Linked DNA regions of Homo sapiens: all the other regions are linked to region 2. The links are chromatin loops, found by intact Hi-C in ENCODE. Cell type or tissue: PC-3. All regions are shown on one strand.

Region 1 (8,000 bases), 90 kb after region 2:
TCTCTCTCTTTCTTTCCTCTCTTAAGTATTAATCACATACCTGATAATCAGATGCCCTCTGAAGGTTTTCTTTGGGAGGGGAAAGGACAAATGCAATAATCTTTACATGTTGGAAAACTGACCCCACATCCCCGTGCCTTGTTGTGTGTTCTTTTCTGCTCCCAGGGAGTTCTGTCCAACATCTCTTCCATCACCGATCTCGGCGGCTTTGACCCAGTTTGGCTCTTCCTTGTGGTGGGAGGAGTGATGTTCATTTTGGGATTTGCAGGGTGCATTGGAGCGCTACGGGAAAACACTTTCCTTCTCAAGTTTGTAAGTATTCCACTCTCTACTCTCAGATTGAGAGCCAAAACTTTACCTTCCATCAGGAGGTCACCCTATCTACAGGCAAGACAGTGAGCTGTACCAAAGGCACTGGCCAAAGTAGGGCCCAGGTCATTATTTTCTTTTGAGAGAGCTCTCTAGCCCTGATTCCCAGTTGTGCCTCCTTAATAAGTACAACACCACCCCCACCACCCCACCATGCCATCCATGGAGGTTTTGTGCATATATATCACAGACTTGGATTCCATTCCCTAAGATATCTTTAGGACTAAGGTAGGTATATATATATATTTTCTTCTAAGTGATTCCTTCCCACCGTTTTAATGCACATAGTAAGTGGGGAGCTGTGCAGGCTGTTGGTTTGGAGAAACCAGGCAAAAGCACAGTGACTGTGGCCTGTCCAGATTAAATCTGTTAAGCAGTAGGTTTTGCTAAATATGGAGAAACAGTAAAAGGTAAAGCTTCTTTGTCCTTAGCTGGTACAAAGTTCTCCTTTGTAATTTTTAGATGTGGTGCGGTTGGCGTGATCACTGTCTGAGTGAATGTTTGTAGAGGAGAGGTTTCACCAGGGGGTTCACTGGTATTTAAAGTTAAAATAGAGAATGAAAAGTGAAAGCCTTTGCGTTGGAGACTCGTTTCAAAGGAGAAGAAAATGGCATGTGCCGTTTATGTATCTTATATAGGGTTGTTGAATGTAGCCAAATGTGCCTGTCAGCATGGAGCTTGGCACTCTGATGGGCGTCTGAATCATAGCTCTCTATACGAAGCATCCATTCCCCTTTCTAAGAACAGAGAAAGGATCCAAAGCACCCACCTTCATTTGCTGAGGAAGGATGGGGATGGTGGAGATTTCTAGAGAACAGTTGTAGTGTAATATTTCCTGTTACCACAGTTATTCCCAACTTTTGTTGACACATCATCATCCAGGGACATTCTCATTAAAAAAAAAAAAAAAAAAAAAAAGCATATCCAAGAAGTAGCCCAATAGTCATGTAATGTGTGATTCTCTTCCCCAGCATTTCTGCCACATCATCCTCCAGCGTCTTTTCTTAAACATCCCTGAGAAGAGGGTACACGGTGTGCCCCACCCAGGGCAGCCCATTTCTGAGCAGCTCTGTCTCGGAGAAGTTTTTGGAGGCTATTTAACCTGAAAATTAGCATGACTTATTCTAACAAGGAGAACCGAGGGGTACCTGGTCTTACAGATAAGTTCACAAGCAGCTGGTTCTCTCTTGTGGATACATGGGACCACAGTGGCTGTAGCTAGTTTCCTAAGACTCCATCTGCCTTATCTGCCAGATCCTTCCTTTGCCACACACACACACACAGTGTCTCTCTCTCTCTCCCTCCCTCTCTCATACACACACAACCAAATGCTTCATTCTTCACCTAGTCAGAAACCTGGGGAGCCCCCAGGAGAGCTCTGTCCCTGATTGCCACCTGCCAACCTGCCAGTCTTCTTGGCTTGAGGCATCTCAGTGCTCCAGTGCTCAGCTCACCTTGCCAGCTTTCCTGTAGCCTGATTGGGTCCTGGTCATACTCATCTGTTGCCACTATTTCATCAGTTTCGGCCTCCATGCCCCAAAATGTGGGATCCTTTTTTTTTTTTTTTTAGATGGAGTTTCACTCTTGTTGCCCAGGCTGGAGTGCAATGGTGTGATCTCGGCTCACTGCAACCTCTGCCTCCTGGATTCAAGCGATTCTCCTGCCTCAGCCTCCCGGGTAGCTGGGATTACAGGAGCCTACCACCGTGCCTGGCTAATTTTTTCATTTTTAGTAGAGATGGGGTTTCACCATGTTGGCCAGGCTGGTCTCAAACTCCCGACCTCAGGTGATCCACCCGCCTCAGCCTCCCAAAGTGCTGGGATTACAGGCGTGAGCCACCATACCTGGCTGGGATCCTCTGAATTGTATTTTTTTTTTTTAAGTAAAGATGGGGTTTCACCATGTTGGCCAGGCTGGTCTTGAACTCCGGACCTCAAGTGATCCACCTTGCTCAGCCTCCCAGAATGCTGGGATTACAGGCATGAGCCACTGCACCTGCTCAGTCCCCTTAATTGTGATTTACTTTAATATAGTTTCATTTATAGTGGTGGCCCCTTTAATATAGTTTATCATTTCTTACAGTTGAAGAGTCCAGTGTTAACTGAACAGGCAGAAAACTACACATTTCTCTAAATCAGCACCTTAATTTATAAAGTCTCATGTTGGAAATGAAGAGAATTGTGTTGTTTCTTGGCTTTTAAGACTTGGAAAATATCTTAAATGGCCTCTCTCCATTTAGGACAAACAATAAAAACTTGCCTGGAATAATCTTCGAACAGAAGGTATGAGATAAGTAGTAAGTAAACGTCCACAGGACTCCAAATAGCTCTAAAGATCTGATTCCCCTAGGAGACTTGCTGAGGGAAAATCTAGGAACTAAGATACTGCAAAATGGAAATAGACCTTCTTGGTTGACCGAGGCTCTAGGGTGAAGCCTGTGAGTCAGTGTCTGCACCTTTGGAAATAGAGGAAATTAGCTCAACAGGGCTTGGGGCATGTAGGTATCTGCCAAATATTTTATATGAATTGAATTTGGACTCAATTTTTGGTATGTATAATATGTAACATGAAGAGAAAATTTACCAGGGGAACTGGAAAATGCACTTAACTTTTATGGAGGTGAGAACAAAAACTGAATTAAAATCTTTCCCTGACTTGGTGTTTCCTGTGTATGCTCATGCATGCTAGCTATAATTTTGTCATTTCTGTACTGTGATAATTCATAATTCATATTTACATGCTTAAGGTGGGGCCTAATACAGGGCAGGGCGTTATTTACACTGTAGGGTAGGCATTGAGCAGAAGTGGTGTGATATTTTTTCTGTTCATTTTTCTAGATTGGGGAAAGTTTAAATTGAAATTATTGGCATCACTGATGATAATTAAGAACTGTTTAAATTCCATTTCTGGCGAATTCCTGAAGGATATATAATCAGGAACTCTAGGGAAACCTGAAGGGCTGAGCTGGAGGGTCTAGAATTGGGGCCTTAACCTGGGAGTCCAAAAACTTTGCCAAACACTTATTTCCACCTTCCACTCCTCCTCCCGTGCCCACCCTCACAGAGCAGTACTTGGCACCCTAGACAAATACTGCCAGATCTACAGACATCTAATGTCTGCAGATACCCACTCCCTGCCTAGCCTCCCTAATCACATAAGACTGGGACATCTTCGAAGGCAAGGATACCCCTTGTTCTTACTCATCCTTGTTTCTGCAAAGCCCACCTACCTCAGGGCCTGACTCATTGTGGGTCATTCAGTAGATGTTTGCTGAATGAATAAACATTGTTTGTCTTTTGTTCTTTTAATGAGTAACTGCTGTTTCCTTTGCACCCCTCCCCAATACATTTTTCTCTTGGCTGGCAGCTCCTTGTCTGCTTGCTGAAGATAGAACCGCAGACCACCTGAGCACCCCCTGCCTCCTCAGCTGCTCACTGTTCTTCTGCATGTGGCCTTCAGGACCTCTGCCCAGCAGTTGTGGCCCATGTCACCCTCTCTGCTGTTGTCACCAGAAATTTACCCGCACTGTACCCTCTGGTCCTTCACAGCTCATTTCTCATAATCTATTTTAACAACAAAGTTTGAGAAGGTTAAGAATACAGGATGGTAGGAGGTGGAAAAAACAGTGGGCGTGAGCAGTAAGTCGATATGACTAAGCTGAGACTCTTCTGAGTCTTCTAGATGGAAGGGGAATTTCTCCAGAGTTACGGGCAGTTACCACGTTGCCTCATGGTCTTGAGCCCCTCTTTTAAAACCCCTGTTGTCTACATTAAGCGGAAGTCTCCCCTTGGCTGCATTTTGATGTCACTTAAAATGTTGCTGGGGCCCATGCTTCCTAGAGGAAGGCAAGCACAGCTAGCATTCCCAGGAAAGCCCTCAACTCAGGGGTTTCATTTTGTTTTTATGATGGGAAATAACTTTCATTTCGCGGTCACTGCCCACCCCACTACTTCCTCTTTGACCCCTTCATCTAAGATGAACACATCTGTTATTTTACCCTGTATAGCAGGTGCAAAAGAGAATTAAAATGGTGTCTGAATCCATAAAAGGAATATATTGCATAGAGAATCAAGGCCACAGTAACAAGTGACAGGCGATCTTAAAATATTGGAATAATCTATCTTTCAAGTTACAGAAGCTTACTAGAGATAGGGGCAGGTCATTGTTACAAGCATCTGGCAGTACATTAATCATGAGAAATTAATTAGGCCTTAATGTGGGTCTAATGAGAAATCCTTATTATCCATGTTTGCTTATGGGCTTTGTTGGTTAATTATCAAATGGAACACTAGAGACCCTAAAATGTGATTATAAAATGATTTTTAAAAGTCCTTTCTTGGAGTGTAATATTCTATTAATGAATCAGCAGAAACTGAAGATTATCTGCTTTGGAGATGTGTAACAATCCAATGTAATTACAAACCTGTTTAGAGAGGAACCATTTAGCTATATATGATCAAAATAGCCCTTATAACTGTTCTCTGTGTATGTGTCTTTTATCTTAGTTTTCTGTGTTCCTGGGAATTATTTTCTTCCTGGAGCTCACTGCCGGAGTTCTAGCATTTGTTTTCAAAGACTGGATCAAAGACCAGCTGTATTTCTTTATAAACAACAACATCAGAGCATATCGGGATGACATTGATTTGCAAAACCTCATAGACTTCACCCAGGAATATGTAAGTTTAAAGTGGTTTGTTTTCAAGTTGAAAGTTCTCTGAACGATGACCCCAGTGAATTTCATCCCTCCTGGTTTCTGCATCTGCCAGCTGGAAACTACCTGACTATTCTGCATGGGTGTTTGTTTGTTTGTTTATTATTTTCCGACTTGCTCTGTGACTTACAGGATTTGTATTCTAAATGGAAATTTCCTATTTTCACTTGTTTCAACTTCTGTTAAGTTAGAGGAACAAAGAAGAAAATGCTTGAGCAAAACGTTATAATCATGGCTGTCCTTTCCTATTTGCATTTGAGGAACATTGTTTTGCTCCGGGTTTAAAGTTTTCTTTGGTTATTAAATATGGATTCTTTCTTATCCCTTGCCCCCTTTTTTGGTAATCCTTGATATTTCACAGCTCATAATAATCTACTTATCAACAGAATAATTTGCCACAAAGTTCCTAAAATGTGCCTATCCAAATATTATTATTGCACATGCAGTTAAAAGCAAAAGCTTAGAAACTCCTAAGTCCTAGTGGCTTCTAACAAGTGAAGAATCTGTGCAGTGGAATCCGGGCCACTCTCTCCTATCCCTGAGCATTGGAGTCCAGGCCACTCCCTCCCGTCTCTGAGCATGCCTGTGAAATGGCTCTTTCAGTGCCAGCAAAGCAGCAGATGTCCCGTTTCACTCAGAATGCAAGGGACCAAAAGACACAGGTCTAGTGCCAAAATCTGATAAGGGACCCTGGGCTCACAGGACCTTGACCTATTTCCCCAATAGCAAAATGGAAATAATACTAGCTACTGTCTAACTCACAGGGATATTATGACACTAATGAGACATACATGTTTTTATATTAGGCTAAGGTGTTAGGGTCCTACAAACTTGCAGGTCTTTATATACCTGCACTGAAAAGTCGGGTAGGCTGAGCTTGGACTTGGACAGCGGTGTCTGTGGCATTCATGTATATGGCAGGACCGGAGGGCAAGCAGAAGCCCAGTGAACGGTAGCCTTCTTGGGGTTGGATAGTTGTCTGCCTGTGATGAAGGGAGGCAGCAGCCATGTTGACACTCTTTATGAGGGAGGCCATCCCCTTCCTTAGGCACTCAGGACTGAGCAGGGTTATGTGGTTTTGTTCAGTGGCAGCAACATTTCGTCCTGGAGTAAGCTGCCCCTTAAGTGGGAAATTAAGCCCTGATTCATGTCCTCAGCCGACTTCACTGTTTTATTAGGTCCTAATGGGTGCAGGCTCCCTAATAATCCCTTTCCTGGCATTATTCCTGACTAGTTTGCATGACACATTGATGGAGCTTTGTGGACACACCTCGAAATGCATGACCCAAGCCCTGGAAGGACCATGTTGTCTTGGGATGCTGTGTGCTTTAAACGGAAATACTACAGTTTCATGTGATTTTCTTTTTGCATCATGGAATGTAATGTTTAGAAGTAGCTGTTGGTCCGGAAGGTCTTCAAATGGTTGAGACTTGATATTTATTTAACTCAGAGAAGTAGAGAAAGTGCATCCCAGGGAAGTGAGGAAGGGGCTTGTGTAGTAGCCTTTGACTCCGGCCCCATTTAAGAACCACTGAATTTAACCGCTTGTTTTAATATATTTTAATTGGAAGACTGACTTTTTAAAGTTGAAAATGTAAAACACATGCACTTGTTTTTAAACAAACTCAGAGTAGAAACAAATATGATGAAAAGTTAACCTCTAAAATTTTTGGTGGTAATGGATATATCAACTATATATCCATTGATTGTGGTGACATTTTTGTGATGTATACAGATGTCAAAATTTATCAAATTGTATACTTTAAAATGTGCAATTTATTGTATGTCAGTTATACCTCCATTATTGCGGGATCTGGCCAGCAGCCTGCAATGCAACAGGGATCTCTCTGTTCCCAGGCGGATCGGCAGGTCGAGAAATAATAGACACACACAAGATAGTGAAAGCTGGGTCCAGGGGGGTCACCGCCTTCTGGTCACGCAGTGCCAACAATGCACTGGATATACCAGAATTTATTATTAAGTTTAGTGAGGGTGGGGGTAGGTTAGTGAGGGATTTAGGTCATTTGATTATGAGGTGAGATGGTCACATGGGGATGAAGTAATTCTTTAACATAACATCTGTATGCAAAAGTACAGTATACAGGGATAAGAATTTACAATATAGTGTGTGCTTCAGTAATTTCTAACAGAGCCTTAAAACAGAAACACAGTCTTTCCACAACCTATGATTAGCAAGATATTAGTCAGCAGTAACAGTTGCAGCAAAAGCCAGTTACAAACAATCCATAGAAACAGGACGTGAAGCTACACAACCAGTTAGACCAGAAATTCTCAGAAGGGAGTATGCCTTAACCCTAAAGAGGTCTAGAAGAGCCGTGGCAAGATGAGGGCATTTATAGCCCTGTCTTATACATATGGACAGGTGCCCCTCATGTGTCTGTTTATAGGCTCTCCACAAAGGTCGCATTCTATTCCCAGAGCTATGAACATCTGCTTTTCTGGGATAGGAATCTTGGTGATGTGAAACCTCCCTGACTGCACGTCCATTCATAGGCTCTCTGCAGGGGGAAGCACATCACGCACTGTTGGCTCATTCTGGCAGTCCAACCTGGCATTGTCTTTACACAATCCTGCATGCAATTTTGTATTTCCAGTAATCAGGAGCATTTCATCTTTTATTCCATAGCAATAGTTTCAGGGGGTCTCCCTGCGCTCCATAAAACAAAACAGATCTTTAAAAAAACTATTAGAATGTAGAGATCAAAACTTTGAAAAAGTAAGCTATAGTTAGCCCACCCATAACCCCAGTTGCCTCCTTCAGTCACTACCACTGTCGTTAGTGTCTTATTTACCCTTCTAGAATGTTCTTGTTTCTCCTTCTAGAATGACGTGCCCAAGCCAAACAGATCTTGTTCTAACTGAGCCCTGCTGTACAGCTGCTCTGCCCTTCTTCCACCTA
Region 2 (8,000 bases):
TTCTCTGTTAACAGAAATATGAGAGAGAAGTATGAATAATTTTTTCTCAAATTGAGTTTTAGATTGGGGTTTCATTTTTCAGCAGAATATAAAACAGTTATTTTCTATTTCCATGAATACCAGGAGGGGAGACTTAATAAAATGCAGTAAATATGGCCGGGTGCAGTGGCTCACACCTGCAATCCCAGCACTTTGGGAGGCCGAGGTGGGCAGATCACCTGAGGTCAGGAGTTCAAGATCAGCCTGGTCAACATGGCAAAACCCCATTTCTACTAAAAATACAAAAAATTAGCCAGATGTGGTGGCGGGTACCTGTAGTCCCAGCTACTCAGGAGGCTGAGGCAGGAGAATCACTTGAACACGGGAGGTGGAGGTTGCAGTGAGCTGAGATCGCACCACTGCATTCCAGCCTGGGCGACAGAGCAAGACACTGTCTCAACACAAACAAACAGAATAAAGTAATAAATAGGTGTATGCTGAAAGAAAAATCATTCTTAGTCCTGGCCTTTTTTTGAGACAGGGTCTTGCTTTGTTGCCTAGGTATCATCACAGCTCACTGCAGCCTGGACTTCCTGGGCCCAAGTGACCCTCCATCCTCAGTTTTCCAAGTAGCTGGGACTATAGGCACATGCCACCACGCCTGGCTAATTTTTTAGTTTTTTGCCCAAGCTGGTCTCGAACTTCTGACCTCAAGCAATCCTCCCATCTCGACCTCCCAAAGTATGTTGTCTGGGATTACAGGTGTGAGCCACTGCTCATGGCCCCATGACATTTTTTAAATCAAAATATCTAGATAAAAATCAACATATTCAGACAATCTAATTTGGTTGATATACAACTATGTTTTTAAAAATTTTCCCTTTTTGAAAAAGGCAATATTTGTGGTGATTGTAGACTTAGCAATGTAAGTTTAAGTTTTGTAACATTGCAGGTTGATTTTGAGTTAATTGAAACATTTGAAGTTTAATATGTTGGCAAAGTGGATTGTGTACATGAATTGAGGGGGAAAGAGGAAATTAATACTGTTTGATTTTTTTTTTAATTTTCTTGTAAATAATGTGAATATCCAGAAAGCAACAGAATAACCTAAGTTATCAGAGGCTGAGAAAGGACATAAAATAACCTTTATTATTATTATTGTTTTTTTAGATGGAGTCTCGCTCTGTCCACCAGGCTGGAGTGCAGTGGTGCCATCTCAGCTTACTGCAATCTGTGCCTCCCAGGTTCAAGCAATTCTCCTGCCTCAGCCTCCCAAGTAGCTGGGATTACAGGCATGCACCACCACACCCAGCTATTTTTTGTATTTTTAGTAGAGATGGGGTTTCACCATGTTGGCCAGATGGTCTCGATCTCCTGACCTTGTGATCTGCCTGTCTCAGCCTCCCAAAGTGCTGGGATTACAGGTGTGAGCCACCACGCCCAGCCACTTTTTTTTTTTTTTTTGTGGGGTGGGGGGCGCAGATGGATGGGAATGGCATTGAATACAATATTCAGGATATTGTAGATGAAAGAGGAAAAGTTTCTAGAATATTATGTGACTGTTGTGGGAGGTGTTGAATATTATAAATAAGGAGATTTTGCTGCTGTTGTTTTTGTTTCTGAGGAAAAGAAACCCTTGGATTAGCCCCAGTGGTTCTGGCTGGTGAAATTACCCAGTAAATAACCACAGACGTCTCGTTAGCAGAAAGAGAGAAGGGAATCAGCAGAAAGAGCTGGGGAACAAGGTTCACTGGGGGCTTTCAAACTTCTCAGGTAGTATGTGTATTGAAGAGCTTAGATCTGAAAGATTAGGAGTTATATTGTCTCATTGAAAAGAGACTGACAGTATGGGCTTTAAAAAAAAAAAAAAAAGAGCCCGCCAGCCTGTTAGAGATATACTATGTGCTCAAATACTTTTGTGAAAAATTCAGAAAGCCTATGTATAAATCTGAGAGAGAATGTGTGTGTGAGTAGCGATTATCTCTGATGACTTACATATTTTAAATAATTTTCTATATTTTTTGTTTTCCAGATATTTGTATATATGGATCCATTTTGTTCATGTTGAGTTTGTACTTTATTTTTAAAAATTTGCCACTACATTGTAAGCTTTCCCTGTGTCATGAGGTGTTCCTTGCAGAGGGGATTCACAAGACTCTGTTTCCTTCTCCACTCAGCGTGCTGGCTCTGGCTCTGGCTCTGGCCCTTGTCTGCACCTCTCAGCTCCTACACTCCGGAGTCTGTGCTTTTCCTGTGGCCCAGAACATTCCAGCTGCCACCCTCTTCACCTGGCTAGCTCTTAATCTTCGTGGTGCCCTTTTCTTTTTTAGGAGGACTTAAATGCATTGGACAGTGGACAAAGACCATTTAAATGGATTACAAAAAGCAGACTTCACCAGGCAGAGCGGCCTCTAACTTCTTCAGTAATGTTGCCATTTACCATGTGTCTGTTGGGGATCAGGTCCGTCGCTAGGCACCCTTCGTGCTTTTAGGTAATAGTCATAGCTACCCTGAATAAGGGTGAGGAGATGGCATTCCCATTTAGAAAAGTTGAAACCAGGATTGCAAGAAGTGTATGAGCCGGGATGGGAAGCCAGGTCTGTCTCTCTGCCCTTAGATCACGCTGCTGTTACTATTCTTTGTGACACCCTAGGACATTGCCGTGGAAGGAAGGGGAGAAACCTTGATAGGGCCCTTGGATGAAGCACTGCAGCTTATGCTAAGAAGATCAAGGCCCTGTTAGACTGGAAACATTCATTGTAAGACCTAGTGCCATAAGGTAAAGAGGTCTCTAGGAGAATGCTCAAGATCTCTGAGGGATAACTGTTAAATATCCTGTAAGAATTAGGCTTAAATTATACACACGTGAGAAAGGTAAGTGCTCTCAGTGCAGGGGGTAAAATAAACCTTTAGTGAAACTCTATGACGAGGAACCCTGCCCATCAACTGTTGGTAAGTTTAGAAAAAATGAAGAGATGCAATTCAAGGTCAGTAAGTAGGTGAAATATGATGTGCGCATAAACCTTTAAAGGTTTGAGAGGTTGGCTGTTTTTGGTAACGGGTTAACTTGAGGATTAATGAGTCAGGATATATGGAAAGTTAAAATTCCCTTCTCTGCACCATTCAATTCAGTTCAACAAATACTTTCCCAGGCCAAATGGGATCATTAGCCTTGTAGGAAACTCTTGGCCTTTTTAAAATGATGACATTGTGGCCAGTTTTGTAAATACAGTTGATGCGTGAATCTGTAGACCAAGGATCAGATTAATTTTGTAATGCCCTCAGGGAAGGCAGTTGATGAACTGGTTTCTCTGCATCATAAGAGCAGTGTTAATGATCCACTTGTACCATGAGATTCTAACATTCCTGAGTTACCTAAATGCTTCAGTGTTCCCTGCCATGTAATTTTAAGCTGTATGTACATTTTTGGGATAATTTTTATCCATATTTTGTTTAAAAAATGAACTAAACCAAACTAAAATTCAGAACATTTTGTACTTCTGCTTCTTATTAAGATTGTTTAGTCCTTGGTGGGTGATGTGAGAAGATCAGTACTTAACAGTTTGAGAATTCTTGCTCTCATAAATCAAAATAGTATTCGATGACAGTTTTCAAACAGTTTCAAGTGATGATTTAGATTCTCTTGTAGTTGTTATCTACTTTAGAATAGTGTTACTATGATTTAAAAGTTGGTATTTCGGCTGGGCCATGGTGGCTCAAGCCTGTAATCCTAAAACTTTGGGAGGCCAAGATGGGAGGATCACTTGAGCGCAGGAGTTCGAGACCAGCCTGGGCAACATAGACTCTATCTGTACAAAATACAAAATTTAAAAAGTTGTTATTTCATGAGTTTGCATTTTTAAATGCAATGGACAATAGATAGAACTGTTTATAAGATATATTTGCTTGTATGTTTTTCTCTTCATATTACGAGGTCAAACCACAGAGGAAAAATAAAATTTGGAGGCCCTAAGCCTATTTACCCAATGTCTCCTAGAAGAGCCCCCTTCAGAAACTTCTAGCAATTGTTAGTGTTGCTTGGGTTAATAGCCATGGTCAAAGCATGAACAGAACAAAATAAAAATTTTCTAAATATAAAGGAAATATGGTAATAACTGAGAAGCCAAGCATTAATAACTGGGAAGCCAAGCATTCTCTCAATATCCTCTTTCTCCATAAGAAACGTGTAGCATTTTCCTTGGAGAAGGGTCTATGTTACTTTTGTTCAGCCCTTGATGAAAACAACATATGGTTAGTTTTATGAGGACTTAGAGACAGATGGTGACCTACAGGCTAATTATGCAGTGGGCAAGATTCTTTAAACAAATCACTGTGATTGTGACATGGCCCTTTCTCATGAGTTAGACAATCTGGACTGTTCATTGTCACACTAGGTAAACATGTTCCAGGTGAATGAGGAAGAGGTGCTACGTGAGGGAAATGTATTTACAACATCTTTTCATCTCCATATTTACTTTAATGGGTATAAGAGAAAAGGAAGTCAAGAAGGTAAAAGGGGAGCACACTAAAACCTCAGCTAGTGCTAGGATTGTGTTATTTTGGACAGCTAACTTTTCAGATAGCTGAGGGGTTCCCCCATTAAGCATAAACGTTTTTCTTTTAATCACTTTGAATGAACTCTTTCTGAAGTCTTCCTTGCCCTCTGAAAACAGAATGTCTGAGACGTAGTAGGCTTTATAGTGTTTATGATCTTACTTTTCCTGCTTTCCCAAACGTAAGCTTCATGAAGGTAGCGGTCTCAGTCTGTTCTGTGCTGTGACCCTGGCCCCTAGAACAGTGCTGGTACACAGCCACATTAAATATTTGCTGAAGTAAGTGGGAATTAATTAAAGCTCTTTAATCTTCACAACTGTGTCACTGTCCAGGCTTTGTTCTCCCTGTTTGTAGATTGGTCAGGGACCCTAGAGTGCATTGTGCCTATGCTTACGGTCTTAATGTCCCTCTGCCCCAGTGTGGTGGCTCATGGCTGTAATCCCAGCACTTTTGGAGGCCAAGACCAGCGGATCACTTGAGATCAGGAGTTCGAGACTAGCCTGGAAAAAATTGTTAACGGCGAAACCCCGTCTCTACTAAAAATACAAAAATTAGCCAGGTGTGGTGGTAATCGCAGCTACTTGGGAGGCTGAGGCATGAGAATCACTTGAACCCGGGAGGCAGAGGTTGCAGTGAGCCAGGATCGCACCACTGTACTCCAGCCTGGGTGACAGAGTTGAGACTGTGTCTCTAAATAAATAAATAAATAAATAAATAAAATGTCTCTCTCATTATATTGTAATTGCCTTTTCTTGTCTCTCTCCACCACCGGACTGTAATATCATTGACAGCAGAAATTTTGGAGGTTCACTGTTATATCCACAATGTCTGGTAGTACATATTGTTACTTGTTTCTTGAACGTGTGAACAAACTAATTCACCAAAGGAAATGGTCACTGCCCTGGGTCCTTTCCTTTACAAAATCGTATGATGTAGATAGTTTGATGCCCATTTTACATACACACAGCTGAGAGGAGCAGCCGTGATTTGCATCCAGGTTTGTCAGCCTCAAGGCTAACCTTCCACCGTATGGGTAGCTCCTCACCTTTACACACACAAGTGCCCCCTTTCTGATGTCAAATTTTCCTAACCTTGCACAGTATGTGGTTTTTTTTTACTTACCTCACCCAGAATGGTATAATAAAAATGCTGTTATCAGTTTAGTAGTGCTTTTAGTTACTGTTTTTAGTCATTATACTAACATTGTAAATTTGAAAAAAAAAAAAAAAAGCCAGAACGGTTTGTGGGAGAACTTCTTGTTGGTTGCAATGCTCCAGGCTGCCTGGGGTTTGCCAGCCACCCCCCTGCAGTAACCCTGTGCACTTCCCCTTTCCCCAGACTCCCTCCTCCCCGCCAGCAGCCCCTTCTGCGCTCCCCCGTGCAGCCTGCCCTCCATGAGTGGCCACGGACTTCAGGGTCCACGCGGTTCTTCACACCGCCCTTTATGTGATGTGTGTCCCCTCCTTGGCTGTCTGGTTTTGCTTTTGTCAGTAGGGCTAGTGGCCAGCCCATCTCCATTTTGAATTTGCTGTTTTATAATAAGCCTTTGATTTGAAAGCCAGATGATCAGGGCTGCTAGAACTTGCTAGAATGAGGAAAATAGACAAGTGGTCCATTGACCTCTGAGTGAGTTACAGTAACTTTTACTACATGGATTTCTTTTTTTTTTTGAGATAGAGTCTTGCTCTGTCGCCCATATTGGAGCGTAGTGGCGCGATCTCGGCTCGCTGCAACCTCCACCTCTCAGGCACCCTGAGAGGCCCTGTTCTCAGGCCTTCTCAGGGTACTGGTAGGTGAGGCCCCAGCACGCGTTGCTCAGAGCCAGTTTGGCTCAGGTCTGTAGGAGGTGCGATGTGGACATAAGTGGGGTGGAGTATGAAAGAGGAGAGATGGCAAAATGGGAGAGCGTTTACCTGGTCAAGGGCTTAGGTCACATTAGGTTCTCAAAGGCAAATATGGCTTCATGTGGATACTTTCTTGAGTCCATCTCTCTCTGTTTCTGTTCCTCCCTCTGCCTAACCTATCCTGGCTCTAAGCTGGCTCAGACACTGCGTTTGTGTCTTTTCACGTGGCATTTTTCTTTTTTCCCTCCACCTTGCTAAGTGCTGAAATTTGCAGTCAGCATTTATATATGCCCTATAGACAAGGCACATTTCTCTAGTTTTACCTTTCTTGTCATTTGTGATCTTTTAAATTTTCAGTCAATGGAAAGTAATTGTTAATATGAATTGCAGTTTGGAAACTTTGTGCCAGATGATGAAACTGAATGAATCTGTGGTCTTTACGTAGGCAGTGCCTTACGTATGGTTTGGTTTTTGGCCCATGTACTAGATGTTTGCCTTTCTGTGGGCTGTCACAGATCTGGCATGTACCTTTATTTTTTTGGGAGTTTCTACATGTGTTGCTGCAATCTCTCAGCTAAGAGTATTTTTCAGTCCTCTTGCTATTTGTTTTTTACCACTTATAGGGTGAAAGGAAGTAAAATTAGATAGGATTTTGATGTTTGATTTAAAAATCAACATTTCCATGAATTCAAAACTTCAAGAAGATGAAAGGATAACATTGATTCTTCTGTTTAAAGAAAATTGATTTCCTTTGGCTGAAAAAGTTTTGTTCTCTCTCTCTTGGTGTTCATTATTTTAGATGTTCCCTTTGGACTCTGTGCACATCCCCATCATAGAACCTACTATATTTACTATGATAGTAAATTGACCTCTCTGCCAACACCACTGGACCATGTAAGTTCCTTGAAGGCAGGGGTCCCTAGTGACAGGCAGAGTAATATCTGGTACATTGTAGACACTCAGTAAATGTTTGTGAAATGAATAGAGTGACCAAGCAATCTAATGAATATGGTCCTATCATGGTCCCAACCAGTCATTGGACTGAGTATAGTTTTGATGGTGTCATCTCAAATGAACATATCTCAAATCACATCCAGGTTCAGCAAATTTTCTTCTCTGTCTTGCCAAGGTGGGGGCCCCACTCTGAGTCCCAGAGATAGAAACTCCAGTCATCTTTGCATTTCTTTTACTTCCTTAGTGTCTCTTGTATTTTCCTCTGTTTTTCTCCATTCCTACTGCCTCTACTCTAGTTTACACTGTTGGTCACCTTATGTCTGTAGCCTGTGAGCTAGCTTGCTGACACGAGCACCCCCAGCCATCCTGCACTCTGCCGCAGCCAGATCAGGCTGCCTCCCACATCCCTTCTAATAGGACGTCCCTGCAGATGGTCAGAGTGGGTTTTCCCAAGGAGTTCTGCAGGGCGGTGTGTTCCAGTGGACATCCTTGGTCCCCTGAGGACCAAGGCTTAGAAACTGATTTTATGAGCCTAGCCAGAGCTAATCTCTCCATCGTGTTATCCCAGTTCAGGAAGTGGATATATAAAACCAGATTGTCTGCTTACTGCCTTAAAATGAGAATAGAACTGTTTCTATTTCCATTTCATGGCCTGGGATTCTGGTGTGG
Region 3 (8,000 bases), 51 kb after region 2:
TATAGCCTAGGACACCTTTGATGTTTCTGTGTATGTACACGGTGATCTGTAGATTCTATATGTGAGTATATTTATATGCAGTATTTTATTCATATAGAGCCTTTCATCTACAATGAGAAAATAGTATACAGACAAGAATGGAATACTTATATCTTAATTATACAGATACAGTAAGTCCTCACTTAAGATCATCTATTTGGAAACTGTGACTTTAAGCAAAATGACATGTATGTATAAGAAATCTAATTTTACCATAGGCTACTTGATACAGACAAAAGTTGAAGTTGCTAGGACATATTTCTGGTCACAAAAACATCAGCAAACTAAGTAAAGATTCAAAACACTTTTAATATTAAACATTGAAATAAATGTGAGCTATATATACAGAACTCAGGAGGTGGAGGTTGCAGTGAGCCGAGATCTCACCACTGCACTCCAGCCTGGGGGACAGAGCAAGACTCTGTCTCGAAAACAAGAGAAAGGATTAATAAAAACAAAATAATTATTTACTCAATGATTCCATGATTTTAGTTCAGGGTTGAGAGTGGCTGGAGTCTGTCCTGGCATATCAGGGCACAAGGCAGGGACCCACCCTAGACAGGACACCATTCCATCACACATCCACACTCACTCAGACAGGGACCGTGTGGACACTTCAGTTCGGTTCACCTAATGCACACATCTTTGGGATGTGGGAGGAAACCAGAGTACCCAAAGAAAACCCATGCAGACGTGGGGCAAATGTGCAAACTCTGCACAATGGCCCCGGCCTCTCATCAATGTTACTGAAGGAAACGACATTGAACAAAATGACATTTCTCGAAGACCTGCTGTACACCACATCTCACATTTGGAGCCCAGTTTTGAGAACCTAGTGATAAGATTTTAGGAAGAGCAGGACCCATTTTATGTTTACACAAATTACCTACTCAAGGGTCAACCTCATTTAAAGGAACTGATTTAATTTAGGAAAGCTGTTTCTTTCCCTTTTAAATCTAATTTAAGAAGCTTGACTGAAATAGTAATAGATACCAGAGAAGTGACTGTGCAGCTACGTAAACTAACAGACCTGGCCATAGAAACATCTCTCTTGGGACAATACCTTGATAAAATACATATCAGAAATATCTAGGAAATTATAGATAAAAAACAGATCATTAACAATTTAATGACACACAGTAAAAAGATTTTTAAAAACATAACTGCATAGTAAAGTCTGGGAAAAGTTACTGACTGGTACACAGGTGTAGGCAGTAAATCTATTCATAGTCAGATTTTTCTCTTTTGAGCATTGAACAGTTAATAGGGACTTATGAAATGAGTTTTGTTAATTCAGTACTCAGAATTCTCAGACAAGCTTCCTTATTTAGATTCTTTCCCATCTAGTCTGCCATTTACCAGAGCTAAAGTGTGTGTCAAAGGAAGCAGGATTTATCTTAAAGGAGATTTGGAGGAAATCTTCCTTCAATATTTAAGTGTTTGACAAAGTCATGCTCACATGGACGTCAGTTTTAAGAGGAGGAAGTTTAAAATCAGGTGGCTTATTTACGTTACTGGCTGAAAGCCTGTCTGATAGGATTGACATGGAGCACTAATTAATCACCTAGGGTCTCCTCATTTACTAATCATATTGCACAAAACTTCCCTGCTGACTGAGGCTCAAGGGCAAACTGTGGGCTTCCAGCCAGCTTATTTTTCATAAGCATTATGCTACCACTGTAAATTAATGTGAACCTAATATATTCTGTCAGCGGTTTACTTTCCCATGGCGACCCTCTCTGGTTAAACAGCTTTAAATGAAATCTTGTATCAAAAATGAAAAGAAGTTTCTTGCAAAAGGAAAAAAGGATTTTAGGTCCTCTTTGCAATCTTTTTTCCCCATAGTATATGCTATTTCGGTTCTGATACAAATCTGCTAGATTAACTGAATAATGCACAGATGATGTGATAGTTTCTTTTTGTTATCTGAAAAGTGACCTTATATTGTGCTTAGGTAAGAGACTTTTTAATTACACTTTTAATGGCAATAATAGTGTGTTTATTGAGTGCCTACTATACATAAAACACATACCTTAACTCATTGATCCTCATATCAATGCTATGTGAATGCTAGGCAATAGTCTGTATTTATGGGAGAGAAAATTGAGAGTGTCAGCTTGCCCAGGCCACATCCATTAAATGCTGGGGCCCAGATTTGAACCAAGGTTTGTCATCAGAGGTCAGGCTCATTTGGCTGTGTCACTATTTATAATTTGTATGGTCCCTTTATACTTTCTGTTTTAACTTCAGGAAATTAGCAGTCCTCTTAATTTTTAAAGATAAAAGCTGGGCACGGTGGCTTATGCCTGTAATCCCAGCACTTTGGGAGGCCGAGGCAGGTGGATCACTTGAGGCCAAGAGTTCATGTTGACCAGCCTGGCCAACATGGCGAAACCTTGTCTCTACTAAAAAATACAAAAATTAGCCAGGTGTGGTGGTGCACACCTGTAATCCCAGCTATTCAAGAGGCTGAGGCAAAAGAATCACTTGAACCCGGGAGGCAGAGGTTGCAGTGAGCCGAGCACGCGCCTCTGCACTCCAGCCTGGGCAACAGACGGAGACTCTGTCTCAAAAAAAAACCATAATTTTTATTTCCATGTTGATTTTTTAATATTCATCTGAATTAGTAAATCATTTTAGAAGCTTGCTGATCTCTAGCACATGCTTTTATATCTTCAACTCACTTTAATGTCATGCCACTTTTATTCAGAGAACAAAAAGTTATGGATGTCTTTAAACCAGAGGAAATAAGGGACGCTTATTCACATCCCTCATGCTGTTGTTCATCAGGAGACTCTTCCAAACAATTCTAACAGAAAAGGAAAATTCCAGAGTGCACACACATGGATAGTTTCCAAGGCAGTGCTTGTTGAGAACCCAGCCTTCTCTCCTGAAGCTGTGAATAGTTTGTCTTATATGTAAATTAATTTCCAAGAGTCTGTGCATTAAAGTCTTATATAAAAGAACATATAAAAGAATGATTTGTCAAAACCCATTTTCCTTGTAAAAAATACCTAACTAAGGAGAGAGGATGATATTCGGTGGCTTCTGTGGGCTCTGTGTTAAGCCAGTACTTTACTTCTTAGTATGCAGTGCTGATGTTCTTGGTTGAAAGGAATCCATTCCATTTCTTTTTATAGTATCATGAAAAGTTGGAAAGAGGAAAAACTGAGCTGAACATACAGAATAAATAACTAAATGGTGTCGTCAGGCTGCCCTTTTGTTTTCAGACATCCCCCCTCCTTCCTCCTTTGTGAGTCACTGAGCCAGTAAGATGGATCAAAGATGCCTCAGTGTATAGAACATTTTATGTGGAGGTTATTTGTCATCCACAACAAAGGACTAATTGCCTCTGTGCCTTCTTTCACATGATAATCAATGGATTGGGATCTCCTGATTATGCCCCATGCATCCTGCATTCATCTCTCAAGATGTTTTAGGTTTTGATTGAATTTATAAAGCATCAGAAAGATGACGTCAGTTCAGTGCAACTATTAAGGGGATTTTAAACATGGGTATGGAAATATGAAAACAGAGCTTGAAGTGAAGGCACCTGTCATCATTCTTTTTGTAAATGGTTGATTTGATCGGAGGTATAACTTCTATGATAGCTATTAAGAAGGGTCCTGGCATTTTTAAGATGGAGCGTTTATTTCAAAAGGCCCACCAGGAGAAAATTCACTTCCTGTTTCAGCGTGGACTTGAGGTTCTCAGAGATGACTTCTTGGATGACTTTGTTGCTAATGTTATCAATCAGGTTTCATTTTAAAGAAGCTTTCTGAATTCTAACAAGAAGTCAGTGTACTCTGAGTATAGTTTTCTGTAGTGGATTTGCCTAATGTGGGGGTTGGGCACATAGGCCACGGGAGCGTGTAAGTGTAGGAAACACCATTCAGCTCATTCTGTACAATGTCTGAAGCTTTGAAGTTACATTCTCCTGGCATTTCAATTATTTCAAAGGCAAGATGTTTACTAAAATGTACCTGAAACATGGAGTTATTTCTTAGGAACTTTTAATATTTACAGTTAAATTAGAACACTTTAAAATGAAAGAATGATATATTGACTGTAGCACAGACATCTGTTTAATAACAGTCACTTTTCCTCTCTTTAAATGTATAAATGTCCTGTGTTTCTTAGAAAAGAAAGATTTCATCAGTGAAACAAACAAAAAAAACAGAACCCACAAAAACAAAATAAAATTCAAAAACACACACAGATATATAGGCATAGAGAGAGCATTTGTGATAAGTGTTTTAAAAATAGCTATTAATATCTCAGCAGCCTCCTCAGCTCTGATGGTGCTGACATCCCACAGGGCAAGCTGAAGCAAGCCAGGGGGCTGGAGAACAATCTAAGACACCAAACTCTTCTGTGGAACAATAACACTGAGTGTCAAGGACTGTGAAGGGTCTGAGATTTCACCCTGCATGCCAGCAAACAAGTTATCCTGCCACAGTGTCACAAATCCTGGCAGAAGGCATCACACTGCTGGGGCAGACACATAGGACTTTATTAATCACAGCAATGCCAGGAACCAGAGGATCAATATTTTTGTACACTTTCCCTGAGCCCTAATTCTTACAGGGTGGTGCAGAGAGGGCCAGGTGATACATAGTGAGTTGTATTCTAGGAGAGGAACCCTGAACTTAGGGAACTCCGATCTTTTATAATGGGCAGTAAGTCTCCCTGACCCTTGCTCTGTAAAGAAACACTGAATCTTTCAAGGCTATCTGCTGTTCAAATTTTCTTGAAAAGATAGTAACGAAGGACTCACTTGTAATGTCAGTGCCTTGCTGATAAGGTGGCTCACACCTGTAATCTCAGTGCTTTGGGAAGCCGAGGCAGGTGGATCACGAAGTCAGGAGTTCAAGACCCGCCTGACCAACATGGTGAAACCCTGTCTCTACTAAAAATACAAAAATTAGCCAGGCGTGGTGGCACGCACCTGTAATCCCAGCTACTCAGGAGGCTGAGGCAGGAGAATCGCTTGAACCGGGGAGGTGGAGGTTGCAGTGAGCCGAGATTGCGCCACTGCACTCCAGCCTGGGCGACAGAGCGAGACTCTATCCCCCCCACCCTGCCCCCCAAAAAAGTGTAGATGTGAGAATTGTCTCCCCACACAAACTCTTCTGGAAATAGGCACCAGATAAGTACCGATTCCATGAATGGCTAATCTGTGCTGCCTTCTAAAGGCAGTGCAGGTACCAGATGACACAGCCATAACTGCAGCGTTATATCTCTGTTATTTTAAGAAATGGATAAAAGGTGGTATTTTAATTTATCCTGTATCTATGCAACATATTCTTTTCCAAATGTCTTCCCTGTGTTTGACAGTCACAGTCTTGTGACATTGCAGCAGGTGTTATTACCCATTTACACTTGAGGAGACTATCATTCAGTGACTTGACCAAGGTCACACACAGTTACTCTGCAGCTCGCCACTACACCTGGGGGCTCCTGACTCCCCGTCTGATGGTCTTTGGAACACATTGTGTAACACTGCCTCCCTTTTGTCTCCTACGTAAGGTAACGGATATTTCCAGATATTACAGAGGTGCCCCCAGGCCAGTCCTGAGTTCCTTTTTGGCAGTTTCCGTGCCTCCCAACTCATCTTACCTAGCCACACAATGCCCAGTGTCTGGTGGTCATGCTGGACTCATTTGAGTTGAGGGAAGTTACTTTTTTAATGCTTTCTTGTTGCTCTATGTTTTAATTTTCACTTAACGGAACACAAACAGTCTCCACTGTTGCCACCCCTTTGCTTAGTAGAGCTGGCCCCTTCCCCTACTTAATGTGTAATTGCTCTATGGGCTTTGGTGGCACCTCTTTCTTGGTTTCCTGCTGCCCTTTTATCTAATTCTTCTGAATCTCCCCTTTTGGTCCCCTCTGTACACTGCCCCATACATCTTCATGCTCTCTAAGACAATGCCTTGATCCTCTTTCCTCCAGACTATATGTAGCCTTAATGATAACCACAGTCAGTTATTTATTGAGCCAGGCATATGCCAGGCACCTTTTCATGTGCCACACACTTTAAGCACGTTATTTGAGCACATGCGTTATCTCATTTAGTCTTCCCAATGACCCCACGAGATAGATTCCACTTGTCTCTGTGTTTTGTAGAGGAAGAAGTAGAGGACTGACAAGTTAAATTACTTGTCTGAGGTCACACAGCCAGTAATGGTGGAACCTGAATGCTAAGCTAAGTTTGACTCTAGAGCCAACTGCTGTCCAGCCCCCAGATTTCCTTGTGCAAGAGTCAGAATCTTTCCACATCAGTGTCTGACATCTGTCTTGGTAATAACGCCTAAAACTGAAATCTAAAACTGATATTTCTCTCCAAATATTCTCCACTTCTAGTATTCCTAACTTTGTAAATGACACCAAAAGCCTGCCAAGTTGTTTAAGCTAAAAACTGGGACGTTTTCTTAGACTGCACTCTTTTCTTCACCTCCCAGGACATTCCCCTTCATCCATTCATTTTTTTCCTTGCCTTTCCTCTTGTTTTTCCTTTCCTTTCCTTTCTAACAGACTCACTGTCTCACTCAGGCTAGAATGCAGTGACGTGATCATACCTCAATGTAACCTTGAACTCCTGGGCTCAAGCGATCCTCCCACTCAGCCTCCCAAGTAGCTGTGACCACAGACACATACCACCATGCCCGGCTAATCTTTTTAATTTTATTTTCATATTTATTTTTTATATTCACTGTGTTGCCCAGGCTGGTCTCAAACTCCTGGACTCAAGCAATCCTCCCACATTGGCCTCCCAAAGTGCTGGGACTACAGACTGAGCCATTGCACCTGGACCTAAAGGCCCATAATTTTAACCTTGTACCCTGCTGCTTCCTGCCACTGAGTCCATAGAGTCTCTGCCTTTTCATCTGCTGTCTCCATCTTGCTGCGGCTGCCTCTTCCTTTTTCAGCTGATGTCATTCTCACCAAATTAGTAGCCTCCCAATTTGTCTTGCTACCTGCAGTCTCATCTCTCTTCAATTCATTCTTTGTACTGTGCTGGAAAGATGTTTCTGAAATGCAAATCTGATAACTTGTTTTGCTTAAAATCCTTGGTTGGCTTCCCATGGCTTGCTGGTCCCTTGGTACCCATAACACATACAGCTATGCTGATCAGGCCTTAACCCTTCTAGCCCAGAGGTTCTCAAACTTCAACACATGTCACAATTACCTGCAGGGCTTGTTAAGAAGACAGAACTTGCTGGGCCCTGCCCCCAGAGTTTCTGATGTAGTAGGTCTCGAGCTGCCTCAGAATTTGCATTTCTGACAAGTTCCCTGGTGCTACCACTGGTGCGGGACCATAGCCTGCCTAGTGCCTTGTCTGGCTCTCTCTGCTCCAGCCCTGGAACCACTTGCAGGTTCCTGAAGGGAGATGCTGTTTCAGGCTTTGATCCTTTTGGATAAGCTGTTGCCTCTACAGGAGATAGTCTTTCTATCGCCGTCTCTTTAAAATACAGTTCAAGTGTCACTTCCTAGGAAGCTTCCTCTGACCCCTGCAGTGATCTCATAGTTTCTGTGGCAACCCATGTGCATCTCTGGGAATGCTCCATTTCTGTAATTGAGTTGTCATTTTATTTATGTATCTCCCACCCACTCCCACCAGACCATTAGCTCTTTAAGAAAAGATATCATTCATTTTCTTTTTCACCCTTCTATCCCTGGCACCTAGCATGGTGGCTGGTATATACTGAAGATATTCATTAAATAAGTTGAATGATATAATCCTACTTTTACCTTAAAGAATAATTCTATTTTGGTTTTTATTTGCATTAACCTTTATCATACCTTGTTTTTAAATGTCAGGATAGACTGGGTGTGGTGTGGCTCACGCCTGTAATCCCAGCACTTTTGGAGGCTAAAGGGGGGAGGATCACTTGAGCCTAGGAAAAGTTAAAAAAAAAAAAAAAAAAGTCAAGATGTTTCAACATAAAAACAGTGTGCAT

What was found. Peaks named below come from ENCODE experiments on the same cell type or tissue, not always from the same donor. Only the 100,000 strongest peaks of a DNase experiment are listed, where the experiment ranks them.
Region 1: a loop joins it to region 2, with 2.6 times the contacts of the local background. A loop is called at or near these places in 2 of 110 quality-filtered maps.
Region 3: a loop joins it to region 2, with 2.2 times the contacts of the local background. A loop is called at or near these places in 3 of 110 quality-filtered maps.

The regions. Positions count from the first base shown.
Region 1 is chr4:98,479,050-98,487,049 of GRCh38, reverse strand. TSPAN5 (tetraspanin 5) reads left to right here. Exons shown (of 8, transcript NM_005723.4): 3 at 166-312; 4 at 4,875-5,045. Among named protein-coding and RNA genes, the nearest start is that of TSPAN5, 180 kb to the left of the region's middle. In PC-3, no CTCF peak of the experiment used is centred here; DNase peaks (open chromatin) are centred at 2,819, 3,669, 3,969 and 7,319; H3K4me3 peaks cover 1,668 bases; H3K27ac peaks cover 5,964 bases.
Region 2 is chr4:98,569,215-98,577,214 of GRCh38, reverse strand. All of the region lies in intron 1 of TSPAN5 (tetraspanin 5), which reads left to right. Among named protein-coding and RNA genes, the nearest start is that of TSPAN5, 85 kb to the left of the region's middle. In PC-3, no CTCF peak of the experiment used is centred here; DNase peaks (open chromatin) are centred at 3,214, 4,344 and 5,624; H3K4me3 peaks cover 554 bases; H3K27ac peaks cover 7,369 bases.
Region 3 is chr4:98,518,062-98,526,061 of GRCh38, reverse strand. All of the region lies in intron 1 of TSPAN5 (tetraspanin 5), which reads left to right. Among named protein-coding and RNA genes, the nearest start is that of TSPAN5, 140 kb to the left of the region's middle. RefSeq lists an enhancer at 7,135-7,214. In PC-3, no CTCF peak of the experiment used is centred here; a DNase peak (open chromatin) is centred at 3,261; H3K27ac peaks cover 3,025 bases.